2 separate regions of the Homo sapiens genome follow, and region 2 is linked to region 1. A link is a loop called in an ENCODE intact Hi-C map of the cell type or tissue named here. Cell type or tissue: CD4-positive, alpha-beta T cell. All regions are shown on one strand.

Region 1 (8,000 bases):
TATCATTTCAGTCACTGTCTTCCCCCATGTTTGGATTCTGCTCTTGCATGGGGTGTCTGGCTGAACACGCAGGGGGTTTGCCAGGGTAGTTGGAGCCAATGTAAGACTGCCTCAGGAGAGCTTCATTTATTTCAGAGAAGGGCTGCATGTGCGCATTAATATTGTATGTTTTGCAGGTCATGTGTCTGTTGTAACTGTTTAACTTCATCATCATAGCATGGAAGAAGCCATTGACAATACATAAGTGGATGAGCGTGGCTCTGTTCCAATAAACCTTTATTTTAAAAAAACAGGCAGCAGGCTGGACTTGGCTCTCAGGCCATAGTTTACCAACCTTTGGCGTATTCAGCTGTCGAAGACCTTCTGTGCACCAGGCTCCACTGTCGGCACAGGGGCTGCTGCAGGGAAGGACATAGAACCAGCCCTGGCAGTTGGAATACAGCTCACTGGTATAAGCAAGCAGGTGCAGAGTAACCTGATGCCATGTAAAAGGAGTTTCTGACTTGGACTAGGCGCTGGTCATGGGTGTCTTTCTGGGAGCAGTGACATAGGAAGCTGAAAACCAAGGTCCTAGCTGTGAGCCAGGCACAGTGGGGAGTGTGGGGAACTGAAAGAAGCTTAGTGTTGCTGGAGGTGTGGCAGGCATAGAGTGGGCAGGAGGAGAGGTAAGGGATGGAGAGATGAACCAGGCCACGAGGCTGGCTGTGCAGGGAGGCTGGGCTTGATCCTGACAGCTTGGAGAGAGGGGCTGCAAAGGCTGGGCTTTGGGAGAGTGCCACACATCTGGCTGGAGGAAAGCAGGGAGGCTGTGGAAAGACTGGAGGCTATCAGAAGCTGGGGAGGATAGAGATAAAGTCGGGTTGTAGCATGTGAAATGGGCCAAGGCAAGCAGCTCAGGACTAAAACATGGGGTGATACAGTGGAACTAAACGTCTCCATGACTTTTTACATCCTGTGACCCCATACATGGGGCCCTCCTCATCCCTCAAGGTCCAACCCAAAATGTCCCCCCATTAGAGCCTCTCCTGGGGCAGAATTACAAGCTCTTTCCTCCACTGTCACGACACCATACTGGGGAATACTTGTCACAGCAGTGTTTCCCCACTGAGGCCTCAGAGTAAGTACTAATTAATGCTTGCTAAATTAAATTAAACAGCAAGGTGAATTAGCTGGGGTAGAGGTGGCTGCTAAGCCACTCTTTACAGTTGCAGAAACTGAGACTCAGAAAACTAAGCAATTTGCCTGAATGGTGCATGCAAGGATTCTGACCAGTCTGGTCATTTCTGCAGAAAAATTGGCCTTCTCTGCCTCTCTAGGCTGGAACTTTTCTTGCTTCTGCTCACAGTTCCCTAAATTATTAATCTGCAAGGCAGTTAGCGGAGCAGGAGCAAGAGGCACACTTTGCAGAAAGATAAAACAAGAGAATCAAGATGCATTTGGTTTCCAGAGTGTCCATCATCTGGTATTCCAAATGCTAACAGCGAAATTCAATCCCCTTCTAAATCCCAGCCGAGACAATGTCGCCAAGACCATCCTGCTGGGCGGCAGGGCCCTGGGCCTGGAGAAGTGCCTGAAATTCTTGGACAATCCGGATGGTGAGGCTGTCAAAGACCGTGCCCAGAGTGCTCCAGCAGCTGGGCTGGGGGAATTATTTTGGCTCCATTTATTGCAGTCTATTTTTAGAGAGCACTTCAGACAGGGGTGGGAGTTTTCTGCTGCCTCTGCCATCAACTGGGTCATGTGTACCCTATCCTCTCCCAGCTTCCTACCCCTACCCTAACCATGACAGATGCCAGATGTGGCTGTGGTCTTTGAGCAGTGCAGCCTAGTGTTCTTCTCCTTCCAGAACCCTCTATGTATAGGTACTTTTGTCCATCTTTTTTATTATGGCCTTCCTTGTGAGTGTGAGGTGGTATTGCGGTCTTGATTTACAGTTCCCTAAAGATTAGTGAGGTTGAGAGCATCTTTTCATGGGCTTATTGGCCACTTGTAGATTGTCTTTGGAGAAAAATCTACTCAGATACCTTGCCTGTTTTTAAATTGGGTTATTTGCCTTATTATTTTTGAATTGTGAGCGTTCTTTATGTACTATGGACACTAGACCCTTACTAGATACATGATTTGCAAATATTTCCCCCCATTCTGTGTCTTCATTTATTTTTAACAGAGCAAAGAAAACATGGGAAGCTGAGAAGAGGAATGTGGAGATGGGCAGTGAAGGGGCACTGGGTTCCTGCTCAGCCTCTTGCCTCGGAACCCAGGTGCTCTAAACTGGCATAAGGGGCACTGGGCTCCTGCTCAGCTTCTTGCCTGGGAACCCAGGTGCTCTAAACTGGCTTTAGGGGCTGCCCTCCTCTGCTGCAAGCTGGGCCACCTCAGCCCCCTTCCTTCACTGTCCCCCTCCAAATGAAAGATTCAGAAGGGCACAAGACAATGCCCCTGCCTTGATGGCTTCTTGCAGCTTCCTGACTCCCGTAGGCCTGCCAGCTGCCTGGCCCTCCAGGAGATGGACTTGTAGGTGGGTGGCCCAGGACAGGTGGGGTTTTGATTGTTCCATATCTGCTTGCTGTCTCCCAACCACGTCTAGGCATTCCACAGGTGTGGGCGCTGGGCACTGTATCTGCCTTCATGGAGCCCAAGGACAGATAATAAACAAGTAAACATACAAATGGAGGACTGCAAGCCATGAGCGCTCATAGTAGGAAGAGCCTGGGAGAGGAGGAAAGAGTGAGGGAAGCCGTCTCTTAGTTGGCCCAGTTAAGCTGAGCCTCAGTTTACTCATTGGTAAAATGAGGCCAGGGGTAACTCCACCTACTTCACAATGTTGCCTTGAAGGCCAACTATCACTAAAGAACTCTAAAGTGCTAATTAGTATTACTTTAAGCTTGTCATAGGTGCTTGAAGGGTGTCTCTGGGTGGAGAAAGGGTAGGGGGCTGGGTGGGCTTAGGGAGAAAGAAGCAACTTTCCATTAGATCTTCCCCCAAAAAGCCGCCAAAAGGGTGGTACCAACCTCAGGATAGGGCCCATTCCCTTCTCTGGGGCGCATCAGAGCCCCAGAACCACACGGTTCGGTCCAGGCAGGCAAAGGCCAGGTTTTATAAACTGAAGGCAAAATCGGGATAGGCAGATGTTGAGTAGGCATCAGCGGAGTAGGCTCTGGTTGGGGGTTTGGCGCTGTGCATTTGTTGTGGTTACACGCTGGAGAGGAAGACATGGCTCCCGGGAGGCGCCAGTGTTGGAGGGGCTGCGCAAAGTCCTCCTTCCAGAACAGAGGCTTCGCGCGCTGGGACCTGGATGCAGTGTCTGGGACTCCGCCCTTGCGCTCTGCACCCCGCGCCTCGGCTCGGCCCCGCCCCTGCGCGTAGCCCCGCCCCTGACGCCCCGCCCCTGACCCCCCGCCCCCTGTGCTTCTTCCGCGGCGCCGTGTGGCCACGCCTCCTGTGCTCTCTTCCCCACACGCTCCGTGCAGTCTCGCCCCCGCGCGCAGCCCCGCCCCCAGCTCGCCCTCCGGCCCCGCCCCCAGCTCGCCCTCCGGCCCCGCCCCCGCCCTGCCCCGCCCACTTCAGGGCCACATTCCTCCGGCCCGGCCTCGCGCTGCGCCAAGCGGGCGGCGGCGGAGGGGCGGGCTTGGCTGGCCTGGGGCTCGGACTTGGGGCCGGAGCCGCGGGAGCCGGCGGACGCTGGACCAGGAGCCCCGACGTGATCGCGTGGCGGGTGGTCGGGTCTCCGGGTGGCCGGGTGTCGGCCCCGGGATCCGGCGGCTCGCTGGCGGGAGTCGGCGGCCTCTGCTGGGCCTGGGTCCCGGCTCCCGGCCCGGCCCGCTCCCACTGCGGCCGCCATGTGGTGCCTGCACTGCAACTCGGAGAGGACCCAGTCCCTTCTGGAGCTAGAGCTTGACAGCGGGTGAGGGCGCGGCGCGGGGCGAGCGGCCTTCCCGGGTGCTGAGCGGTGGGCTGGCGCAGGCTGTGGGGATGCCTGTGCGGGAGTGCGGGTGACCGTCGGGACCGGGCGCCCGGCGTGCGAGAGAAAGCTGCCTGCGGGGCGGGGTGCGTCCGCCAGACTGTGGGTTTGGGTGAGAGAAGAGCAAACAGGACCCGAGTTTGTGCGTGGGAGAGAGAGACGCGCCCTTGGGACAGGAGCGCTGTGTGTGCCCTGGGAGGGTCTCAGGATGGGAGTGTGTGTGTGTGATCGAGGGCCTGTTGGAGTGCAAGTTGGTGTGGGGGTGAGTTTGAGTTTGGGGGCTTGAGAGGGAAACAGTGGGACTCGGTGTGGGTGTGAGGTGAGGGGCAGGAGGGAGAGCGGAGAGTTGGTGGGAGGGTGCCCAGCGGGTCTGTGCCTGTTTCCAACTGCAGGCAGGGCCGGAGCTGCCAGGAAGGCCTCTTGCAGGCCTGTCTATTCCAGACATTGGGCCTATGTCTGGATTGATGTGTCTGTCCTGTCTGCAAGACCCCAAGTGTGTGTGAGGGTGGATGACCCTGAACAAACAGGCGTCCCAGGTGTGTCAGCAGCTTCTGTCGGGTACTCTGCCCCTGGCAGGGCCACTTGGGGGTGCACTGGGGTGTGTGGCTGCTGTTTGTGGCAGAGTGTGGATGTGAGGGGCTTTGTGTGGTGATGCGTGTGCACCTGGTGTGGTCAGGGATGGAGTCTGGTGTGTCAGAGGGGCCAACCCTTTTCTACTTAGGGGCCTGTGGGCGGCTGTCTGAGCTTCCAAGGGCCCGTGTTTATGGAGAGAAAGGGAGAAAGGGAGTGTGTGTGTATGTGCTGGGAATATTGATTTCCTCTCTGCGATGGCCAGCACAGCTGCCCCCTGAGCTATCTGCAGGCCCTTCTGAGGAGCAGGGGGGTGGGGCTAAGGGGATTTGTTGACAAGCTGACTTGGCTTATGTCAGGCCCCCTCTGGAGGAAGCCCACCTGGAGCTGTTTGATCTTTCAGTTCAAAAATTGTGCAGCGCATGTCCAGCAGTTGCACTGAGAACATGCATATGTCTCCCTCTGCCCCTTCCTCACCCCAGAGGCCTGGAGCGCTGAGCCTGAGCCTCCAAGTGGGGTTGGGGGGCTTCTCAAGGACCCCATTGCTCCTTGCATCTGGGGTGGAGGCCAGGCATGCTGCAGCTGCAAGACCATCTGTCTGGAATCAGTGGCAGCAGTCTGGACATGGGGGTCATGTTATTCATATCCCACACACACCCGCGGCCCTCATAGTCCATCAGCTGTCCCACCTGGTATTACAATTGCTTCTTACCCTTGTGGTACCAGCATCCTCATATTGCAGGAGAGCAAATCGAGGCTGAGCATTCAGTCTTGTCAGTACTAAAGCTCTGTGGTTTATTGAGTGCCTGCTATGTACCAGTCCCTGCTCTAGGCACCAGAGACACAGCAGTGAACAAAACATGGAGTCTTTGTCCTCATGGAACCAGCAGTCTAGTGGGGAACAAGAAACCATTAGCGTGCTCTCCTGGCTGCACCTCCCGCCTCCCTCTGAGCTGAAAGTAACTGGGGAGGGGTTTCTGCCCCTCCATTAGGACCATTCCAGTTGACATGTCCAGGCCACCTCTCTTGCATACTTCTCAGTCCCACATCCCTTCTCATTAGAAGTCCCTCCGGGCATCTCATCTCAATCTTCCAGCTTCAGGGAAGCCTGCTTGGATCCTTCTGTGGTCTGGGTTGGTGATGAACAGCTGCTCCCCCAGTCTCAGAACATGAGGCAGAGGTCTTGGAGGTTGAGAAGCCTCGCTCAGGTGTAGCCCATAGTTCACGCATCAGCCTCAGAGCAGGTGGATCCCATTTGCTCTGGAGCACCTGGTATGTGGTTCCATGGGAAGCTTGGGGGAGGGGTAGAGGAAATCAACCCAGTCCTTGGCCTGTGGAGGCAGAGCTAGATGCTCCTTGGGCTGGCTCCCAGGGGCCAGAGCCCTTTAAGCTGGCCGTCTCCCCCTCTCTAAACCCGGATGGGATGCAGCACGGTCCAGAAACCTCAGGGGACCCCCCTTAGTCTGTAACGGGCCCAAGATAACCACTCCCAAGTCCAGCCATGCCACCATGCACCACTCTACAAATAACAGGCTTCTTTCCAAGAGCGTGTGTGGCACTTTGCTGTTTGAGCCTTGTGAAACACAGGACTCTTCTTATCCTCGTTTTTTTAAGGGTACACACACTAAGAGAACCCAGAGACTGGGCCAGAATATCACATGGGGAGCCTACAGGAGAACCCCAATGTTGTGATGGAGGCCTCTGGAGGCCCTGGCTAGCCCTGCTAGGATTTTCAGGCTTTCACTCAAGGAAGTCGGACTATGAACTGGTTGCGCTAATATTTACACAGCTTCAGTTCAAAAACATGGACAGGACTGACAGCTGCATAGTCAAACAGTGTGACAACTGGGCAAATAGATGTTTCTGGACAGTATTGGACAGGGTACCCAGGGCTGCAGGAGCTCAGTATATGTGTGTGTGCATGTGTGTGCATCTGTGTGTGCATACGGTTTTATCTGTCTGGACTCTGCATACTGTGGAATCTTGGTTTACCAGGATAATCTGGAATCCAGGGCAGCTTGAGACTTAAGGAAAGAAGGGCCTGGGGAGGCAAACAGATTTTGTTTCAAGTCCCAGCTCAGTTTCGTGAGTGTATGCAAGTTACCACACCCCTCCAAGCCTGTTTCCCCTTCTGTGAAAGGGAATGATAACACTGCTTCATGGAGTGCTCTGAGAATGTGGATGTCTGAAGGCCACTGCACAGCTGGCCATCCTCGGGACTCCAGTCAAATGCCATGTTTGTCCAGGTCAGCACTCTGCTCTTCCCAGGCACCAATGACCCGCTGGATTTTCTTGCTTCCTGTTTTGTAAATTTCCTTTGAATTATGATGACATGTGGAATATCCGCCCAGTAAGCACAGGGGCAAGATGATGCACAGCCCAGATGGGCTCAAACACCACCGGAGGCCTTGGGAGAGATCTCCCATGGAAGCATGTGTGTGTGTGTGTGTGTGTGTGTGTAGGGGGAGTATGCTCAAATGCTGTTGAATGTGATTTATTGTTTGTCCTCAAAAGCAAATTGTAATGAGTTTAGAGGCCATTAAGGCTCTTGAAGAATTAATTGGCATGGCCTTAGAGAATCTGGCTGCTCCCACTGCATGAGCTGCTGCAGAGAGGAAATTGATGGCATTTATGGTTGAAGTATGGCATGATGCCACCTGGACCTGCCACTATCCTGGCTGCCATGGCTGTACCCTGAATTGGGCAAGTGTCCCTCCAAGTCCTGGCCCTGTGGCTAGTACCCCGATGCCTGCCTAGCATAGCGCCTGGCCTCATGGCGGACATAGCCAGTTGTCAGTGAATGAAAGCATCCATAAATGCAGGTGTTAACAAGTGCACACATGCTGTCTTGGGCTTGGAGGAGTGCGTTGTTCTCTGGAGAGATGTGTATGACCCAGGGGACACGCAGCTTTTCACTTTCCTGTGTTCCTTTATGCACACAACAAACATTTACTGAGCACCAACTTTGTACCAGGCCCTGGGCTAGATGTAGAAGCACTGAGGTTAGTAGTGTGAAATGGTACATCACAGAGCACAGGACTTGGGGATCACACAAAACCCTGACTCCACCTCTTCCTGGCTGTGTGGCCTCAGATATGTTGCCTTCCATCTCTGAGTCTTGATTTTCTCATCCATGAAATGGAGCCAAAAGAAACCCCTGGGGAGGGGGTGGGGGATGTGCAGCTTTGCCTGGTGACCAAAGCATACAGATAGATCCCCAACAAATGGTAGCTGTTATCACCATCATCATTATTACCACCTTTTCCCGTTTGTGAAATTGTTGCTGAGTTAAAATGATTCCTCACAGTTTTCTTTTTTGCTCGTTTGTGAGGTTGAAGACTGATTTCTAGAGCCTGTGTGGCTTTTTGTGAAATCTTCCTTCTTGGGGTCCCAGCTGCTCTGACTTGAATTTCTTTTTTGCCTTGTTCATAGGTACCTGCAGCTTCGCTGCTCCTTGGAGGAAATGCCC
Region 2 (8,000 bases), 160 kb after region 1:
CACCCACGAACACACATCCTTAGCTCTCTATTACTGACAAGTGTCCCACCTCCCTGGCTTGGCATTCAAGGCCCCCGCATGCCTGTCCAATCTCATTTACCATCCCATCTTGTTCCAAGTACCCCATCAGGCTCTAAATCCATCGTCTCCATCGATGCCCTGCCTTCAGGCCTAGGGGCATCTCTGCCCTGGAAATCTGTCTGAATGACAGACAGGACCACAGGCATAGGAGGAAAGAAGCTATCAAGTCCACCCCCATTGAGACATCTTGCTCCCCTGCCAGTGCCTGCCATTCCACCATCAGAGCTTTCCTCTGCTGGGTTAAAGACATTATCTCCTGAAAGCCATTCATAAAAGGGTACACGGTGGCAGTGCAGAGGTGGGGGAGCCTGACAGACCTGGCTCTAAGGCCCAGCTATGCCAATTCCTAGTTGTGTTATCTCAGGCCACTCTCTTCTCAGTATGTGTCCTTGTCTGAAACACGTGGGTAATAATTTCTGTTTTTTTAGGGTTATTGTGAGGAACACAACTAGTAGATGCTCAATAAATGACAGCAATGACTACTATCATTACTGTGGTCTGTGCAGTCACAGCGGGTGGGACTGGAGCTTGAGAAAGAGCTGGCATCAGGACAGGGGCACCAAATGTGACCGCTGTCTTTGGTTGGGGGATCCCAGGAAGGCTGTGTTCACCTCCACCCTCCAACCCCAATGATGGGCTGTCCACCAACCTTGCTCACTGAATTCACTATCCTCTGTCTCCATCTGCTCCTCATCCTCATCACTGTCGTAGTTGTAGTTGGGGTCGTGTTTTATGTATTGGAGGCAGAGGCTGGTCACGTTGGGCACGTGAGGACCCATTTCCTTGGGGCACCTGTGGGGCAGGATGAGGAATGCTTTGCTGGATCCAGCCAGGACAGGAGTGGGGGACAGGGCCCAATGGGAGTCCTGAAATTTTACTGCTTTGGGCCAGCATCCCCACCAACTTCCCAAAGGGATCCCCAGGCAACCCCACCATACATACTTCCTCAAGAAGGCCTCAAAAGCCTGGAGGCAGGACTCCCGGAGCTCATCATCATCCAGGTTGCAGAAATCCTCCACCAGGGGCACCAGGCGGTCCAGGTGAGCCCCTGCAGGGCCAGGTGGATCACTGAACCCAAGCCAGACACTCTCCCGGAGTTCCCCCAGCCCACAGCACTCAGACTGTCTATGCACCTGCAGCCCTGACCACTGTAGATTCAACTCAGAGGTTTCATAGTCAAGCAAATGTGGGTTCTAGCCCTGACTCTGCCACCCAACTGCTATGGGACCTTGGGCAGGTCACAACATTTCTTTGACCTTAGTCAGCTAATCTTCACAACAAGGATAACAGTGCCTCCTGGGCAGAGATTTTGTGAAGATAAATTATATAATGATAAATAGCTTAGGCCAGGCGCGCCTGTAATCCCAGCACTATGGGAGGCCGAGGCGGGTGGATCATGAGGTCAGGAGATCGAGACTATCCTGGCTAACAAGGTGAAACCCCGTCTCTACTAAAAATACAAAAAATTAGCCGGGCGCGGTGGCGGGCGCCTGTAGTCCCAGCTACTCAGGAGGCTGAGGCAGGAGAATGGCGTGAACCCGGGAAGCGGAGCTTGCAGTGAGCCGAGATTGCGCCACTGCAGTCCGCAGTCTGGCCTGGGCGACAGAGCGAGACTCCGTCTCAAAAAAAAAAAAAAAAAAAAAAAAATTAGCCGGGCACGGTGGCACACACCTGTAGTCCCAGCTATTCAGGAGGCTGAGGCAGGAGAATTGCTTGAACCTGGGAGGTGGAGGTTGCAGTGAGACAAGATAGCGTCACCGTACTCCAGCCTGGGGGACAGAGCGAGATTCTATCTCCAAAAAAAAAAAAAAAAAAAGATAAACAGCTTAGGCCGGGCATGGTGGCTCACACCTGTAATCCCAGCACTTTGGGAGGCCAAGGCAGATGGATCATCTGAGGTCAGGAGTTCGAGACCAGCTTGGCCAACATGGTGAAACTCCATCTCTACTAAAAATACAAAAATTAGCTGCACGTGGCAGTGCGCCCCTGTAATCCCAGCTACTTGGGAGGCTGAGGCAGAATTGCTTGAACCTGGGAGGTGGAGGTTACAGTGAGCAGAGATCGTGCCACTACACTCCAGCCTGGGAAACAGAGCAAGACACGAGACTCAGTCTCAAAAAGAAAAAAAAAAAAGAAGTTAAAAAAGCTTAGTCCAAGGTTGGGTGCAGTGGCTCACCCCTGTAATCCCAGCACTTTGGGAGGCCGAGGCGGGCAGATCATGGGATCACAAGGTCAGGGGTTCAAGACCAACCTGGCCAACCAACATAGTTAAACCCCGTCTCTACTAAAAATACAAAAATTAGCTGGGTATGGTAGCGTGCGCCTGTAGTGCCAGCTACTCAGGAGGCTGAGACAGGAGAATCACTTGAATCCGGGAGGCGGAGGTTGCGGTGAGCCGAGACTGCACCATTGCACTCCAGCCTGGGCAACAGAGCGAGACTCCGTCTCAAAAAAATAAATAAAAAAGCTTAGTCCAGGTTCTACACGAGCAGGCACTCGATAAATAGCATCTGTTATCAAAACCATTATTCATGTCCTGGCCTAATTTCCTTCACTAGGTTTAAGTCCTTGGATAGGAGAAAGGGAGGCAGGTACTGCCCTAATAGACCAGGCAAGAGGGGTTCCTGCCTGGTCTCCAGGCTTTAGAGCACTCCACTCAAGCCCTTCTCCAGCCATACCCTTCCCTACAGCATAAGAAGAGACATGCTGACCTAGAGACCCCCAACACTCCTAGACTCCATTCTGTCTGGGTATCTGGGGACCCGAGTTTCCTGCCCAATGGATCCTGACCCCTTGTCCGAGCCTGCGCAGGCCTCTTTCCTAGGTCCATGCAACCAAGGATGGCTGAGGGCTGGCTGCTGTTTGGGAGAAATGGGACAGGGTGTGGCCATGTCAGCTGGGGTTCCCCCCCCCACCCCCCGCCGTGTGCCTGCAAGGCCCCTTGCAGTGAGAGAGCCAGGGGTTGGGAGGGGCTGACCATATGCCAGTTCTATCCAAACTGTCTTGGTATAGTCAGAACTCCAAGGTGTCTGAGGATACATTCAAACCTGATTGCAGCTTTCCATTTCTAAAAAACTAATCTATAGTGACAGAAAGCAGATCAGTGGCTTCCTGGACAAGGCAGAGAGCTGGACTGCAAACGGACACAAGGAAGCTTTTGGGGGTGATGGAAAGGTTTCACGGATATACACAAAGGTCAAAACACACTGAATTGCACACTTTAAATAGTGCGGTTTATTGTATGCACATTAAATTGTTTCTTAAAAATTCAAACTTGGCTCATGGGCTGTTACTAAGATATCTTTGTCAAACTGGGAGAAGAGAACATAGTCTAACAGTTTAGTGGCATGACTTAAAATTGTAATTACCAGCCAGCCTCCACGTCTCATAAGTGATTGAACCAACCCCCTTCTCTGAACCGTCTGCACTCAGCAGGGGCTCAGGCCTGGGGGTTTGTCGAGCTCAGGGCCCGCCCTGCGCCTCTCAAGCCCTATCCGGCCCCAACCTCTGCGTTTCAGGGGCTTCAGCCGCCCGCCCCAGGCCCCACCCACCACATCAGCCCAGGCCCCGCCCCATCCTCCCTACCAAGGCAGACGGCCCACCCTTAGGCCCTGGCTGCACTGCGGCCCAAGCTCCGCCCCTTTACCGAGTCATTGGCTCACCCTAAGCTCCGCCCACCATGCCAGCCCAGGCCCCGCCCCCTGCCCCCTTACCGAGGCGGTGGCCGGCCTGGCGGCCGACGCTGCCCAAACATTGGATCAGGGTGCGGATGGCAGTCGGGCTGGTGGGCACCCGCGGGCCGGGCAGCCGGTCCAGTAGGTGGTCAGCGAGCTCGACGAAGAGGTCGGTGCTGCAGGCGGCCGCCAGGTGGCCAAGCGCTCCGACCGCCCGCTTGCGCACCGCCAGGCGCGGGCTGCTCAGCTGTGGCAGCAGACAGTGCAGGAGGCTGGCGTGGAAGGCGCCCAGCGGGACACCCAGCCTGGGGAGCACGAGGGGGCATCAGGCCGATCGCACTCCGCGGGCAACCTGGGCCAGGCTCCGCCCCTCTCCCCATTCTCTCCCGGCCTCCTTCCCAGGATTATGGCAACTCAATGGCCCTTGCAAAAGAGGTGCCCTGCAACTGTGAGGAGGAATTATTTTAATTACTTTTGTTACATGAGAGAAAGCGGAGAGAGAAAGGGACTTCTCAGCAGTGCAAAGCCTGGCTCCCAGCCTAGGGAGAAAGACCTGATAGGGGAAAGCATAGAGGATCTAGTAAGGCTGTCCCTATTTCTTGGAAGTCTAGGCCTTGCCTCAATACCATCCCCTTCTGTCCATCCTCCTCGCTGAGACCAGAGCAGTATAAAGTCTACTTCTCACCTGGTCACTCCTCTGCTTAACTCCTTCCATGGCTCCCTAGTGCCTTTGGAGATGCTGAGCTCTGGGCTCAAGACAAGAGGCAACACCAGACAATGGTTTCTGCGCACACAGCACAGCTCCTGCCTGCCTCAGCAGCTTCTATCCACACCTTCAAACGAGGCCCGTGCATTTTCTGTCCTGTAAACATCTTGAGACCTTTTCTTTCTCACTTTACAGAAACACGCTGACCTTACCCTCCCTTATTTCTATGTCCTACCCAACCCCCTCTCCTAGGTTTCATTTGTTTGCCTGTTCACCTGCTAAGTGACAGGGACTGTGCTGGAAGCCAGGGTGAACAAGACAGACTGATCCTGGGAGCTGCCCTCATGGAGTGTGTGGTTGAGTGAGTGCCTCCCAGGAGCCTCAAGTTCAACATGCCCCAGCTTGAATCCATCACCTTCCTCCCCACACACCTGCTGCTGGCTCCCGGAGTGCACCCCATCACAGCACCTCTGTCTGCCCCCGCCAGTTACTAAAGGCAGAACCCTAGGGGTCAGCCTCCAGTCCCTGCCTCCCCTGCCCACTCCAAGTCCTGTGGAGTCCCCCTCCTGAATACAACCCGAATTGCTTTCCCTATAGCAGCCTCTTAACCAGTCCCCTGCCTGTTCAATCCCCTCCCACCTACTCTCCACTGCAGAGAGAAAGATCAGGGTAGAACACACAAATACTCACCCCTGCCCCATGGCTCCTGGCCAGCCCTGCACCTCAGCTCTGCATACCCACCTCTCCACATTACAGCCTGCCCCACGACCCCTGGCAGACTCTGGGACCCCAAGTCTTCCCCTGTCTCTGCCTTCTGGACTGGGGACAGTCTCCCCTCCAGCATCCTCTTTATACCTGCCCAAACTCAGCTAAGTCCTGCCCCTCCTCGAAGGCTCAGCTCTAGCAGCACTCTCTTTTAGAAGGCTCCTCACTCCCAGCTGGACTGGGGGCTCCTCTGAGCTCCTATCAGCCCTGCTCTTATCCTTACTGTTGTGCTTACTCCATTCACAGTTTTATACATGTCTGTGAACTCCTCCCTAGAACAACCAAGACTGATCTAACCCCATGTTCCCAACACTAGGCCAGCACCTGACATTTTTCTGGCCAGAGCAGGTGTTCAAGTCATGGGAGGTTTTACTGACCGCATCATCTCTCAGAGCCTGTAAAATTGTGACAATTGAGTTCTCCTTTACGAGGCTGCTGGGATGATTAAGGAGCCCCAAGCACAGGGCCTGGTGTGCAGTAGGTGCTAGCTCTGTGATTTGAGTCCCTCCCTGTCCCCTTTTACCCACTCTTCCTCAATACCCAGGATGGCCTCCCACACCTGCTCAGCATGTCAGAGAGGATGTCCAGGGCTTCCAGCTGCACAGCCACATCCTCCTGCTGGGCAATGGCACTGGTGAGCTGGCCTGTGATCTTCCGGCACACGTTGGTGGCCAGCCCGGAGCCTGCACAGGGCACAAGGTGGGCACAGTGAGGCCCTGGCCTGGGGGAAAGGCAGCCTCCACCACTAGTCTGCCTCTGCTCTGGCTGTGTTCCTGAGCCCACATCCCCGGGAATCTTACCAGGGCTCCAGAGGTCCCAGGTTTGACCCAGAGTCTGGCCAAAGTCAAGGAGACAGCTAGGGGAGCTGCAGAGCTGATGGCCGAGCTTCTGGGTGACTTACACACACCCAAGCCCTTCTTCCTTTCCCCATTCCACTAGGGAGGCAGGGAAAGTTAAACACTTCCTTTCCTGCCTCCCTTGCTGCTGGGAGTGGCTGGGTGATCCAGCTCTTGCCAGTGAGATATAAGTGGAAGTCCTCTGGGGGTTTCTGGGAAAACGTGTGCTTTCCCTATAAAGGGAGGGGACATGGGGCAAGACTGGAACCCTGTCAACATTGAGCCACTAAATGAACTGCTACAAAAATGGAGTGGCTGATTCCTCCAGGATTGCCATGTGAGGAAAAACCACCCCTGATTTCTTTAAACTGCCGTTAGTTAGATTTCATCACTTGAGCTAAAAGCATTCCTGACACAGAACCATGAACTTAAACTGAGCTGGGCCTGAATTCTCTGCCCTGCTTACTAGCTGAGTGACCTCAGGTATGTCTCTTCAACTCTCTGAGCCTCAGTGTTTTTTTTTTGTTTTTTCGTTTGTTTTTTTACCATAAACTAGGACAAATACTAACAGTACCTAGTCCTGGGGACCTGGGTACCTGTGGCTGCAGGAGGGAGCTCCGAGAGGACGGTCTTGAGGCCAATGCCGGCAATGTCTCGCAGCTGCTCCTTGTCTGACCGCATGTTGGTGCACAGGGTGTCCACAATGGTCTCCACCTGGTACTCCTTCACTTTGACCACCAGAGGACCCAGGCTGAGCAGGGAGTGGGAAGGTGAATCCAAGGGCACAAGGTTCAGCCTGAGTCAGGCTGCCCCTTTATGTCCCCTCATGCTCCTGCGGCCACACGTGCTGAGGAAAAGGCCTCAGATCATCAGGGGAGCCCCTGTTTGGCCAGAAAGAGATACTCTCTGGCTATGCCAACATCGTTCCTGGGACCTCCCAAACCTACATTTCTTCTTGTGTTTTACGTCTCAGGAAATGGCCAAATAGTGCTCCAGAACAAGGGTTCTCAAACTTGAGGGTGCATCTGAATCCCCTGGCGGGCTTGTTTAAACAGATGGCTGGGCCCCACCTCCAGAGTTTCAGAGTCAGGAGGGCTATATCTAGGTGTGGCCTGATAGTGTGCATTTCTAGCAAGCTCCCAGTTGAGGCTGATACTGTAGGTGGTCCAGGGAGCACACTTGGAGAACCTCTGCCTTAGAGGCTTGCTTCTCAAAGTTTGGTGGTGAGTTAGCATTGGCAATGCCACTCGGGAGCTTGTTCAGGATGTGGAATCTCAGGCCTTACCCTACCCTAGATCTACTGAGCCAGGATCTGTAGCGCCACAAGGTCCCCAGGTGATTCCAATGCACAGGAAAGTGTAAAAACAGCGGCACTAGACGCCCTCGTTCTTGGCCTTAGTTGCCATCACCTGGGCCTCTAAAAAATGCCTACCTGGGCACTGCCCTCAGAGAGTCTCAGTTAATTGGTTTCAGATGTGGCCTGGAGGGGGTTGGGGGAGGGCTTTTAAAATTCCCCAGGTGATTCTAACATGCAGTCGAGGCTGACAACCTCTGCCCTACCTGAGTGGTTCTCAGACATTGGTGTGCATCAGAATGCAGATTCCAGGGTGCTATAGTCTCATCCTCTGCCCCAGCTCCCTTCCTGCTCCATCCCCTGAATCTGAATCCCTGGGCAGGGAATACAGGGTTTCAACAAGAGCTTCAGGTGACTGCAATGCACAATGGTTTTCTTTTTTCTTGATTTTTATTGAGATGAGGTCTCGCTCTGTTGCCCAGGCTGGAATACAGTGGCGTGATCATAGCCCACTGCAGCCTCAAACTCCTGGGCTCAAGCGATCCTCCTACACAGATGAGATTACATATTCAAGCCACCATGCTTGGCTAATTTCTTTTTTCAGTGTCTCGCTATGTTGCCCAGGCTGGTCTTGAACTGCTGGC

The links. Hi-C counts contacts between places; a loop is a spot of excess contacts. Peaks named below come from ENCODE experiments on the same cell type or tissue, not always from the same donor. Only the 100,000 strongest peaks of a DNase experiment are listed, where the experiment ranks them.
Region 2: it touches region 1 in a loop (19-fold over the local background); 6 of 110 quality-filtered maps call a loop at or near these places.

The regions. Positions count from the first base shown.
Region 1 is chr3:12,963,291-12,971,290 of GRCh38, reverse strand. The region is part of intron 1 of IQSEC1 (IQ motif and Sec7 domain ArfGEF 1); the gene reads left to right. Among named protein-coding and RNA genes, the nearest start is that of LINC02022, 82 kb to the right of the region's middle. RefSeq lists an enhancer at 3,028-3,107 and silencers at 3,258-3,677, 3,788-3,837. In CD4-positive, alpha-beta T cell, no CTCF peak of the experiment used is centred here; DNase peaks (open chromatin) are centred at 3,430, 4,529 and 4,860; H3K4me3 peaks cover 1,236 bases; H3K27ac peaks cover 202 bases.
Region 2 is chr3:12,806,119-12,814,118 of GRCh38, reverse strand. It overlaps CAND2 (cullin associated and neddylation dissociated 2 (putative)), which reads right to left. Exons shown (of 15, transcript NM_001162499.2): 3 at 6,659-6,813; 4 at 5,786-5,909; 5 at 3,795-4,060; 6 at 1,024-1,129; 7 at 731-873. Among named protein-coding and RNA genes, the nearest start is that of CAND2, 13 kb to the right of the region's middle. RefSeq lists silencers at 57-237, 3,583-4,032. In CD4-positive, alpha-beta T cell, CTCF peaks have their summits at 3,733 and 3,936 (motif pointing right); a DNase peak (open chromatin) is centred at 3,708; H3K4me3 peaks cover 1,038 bases.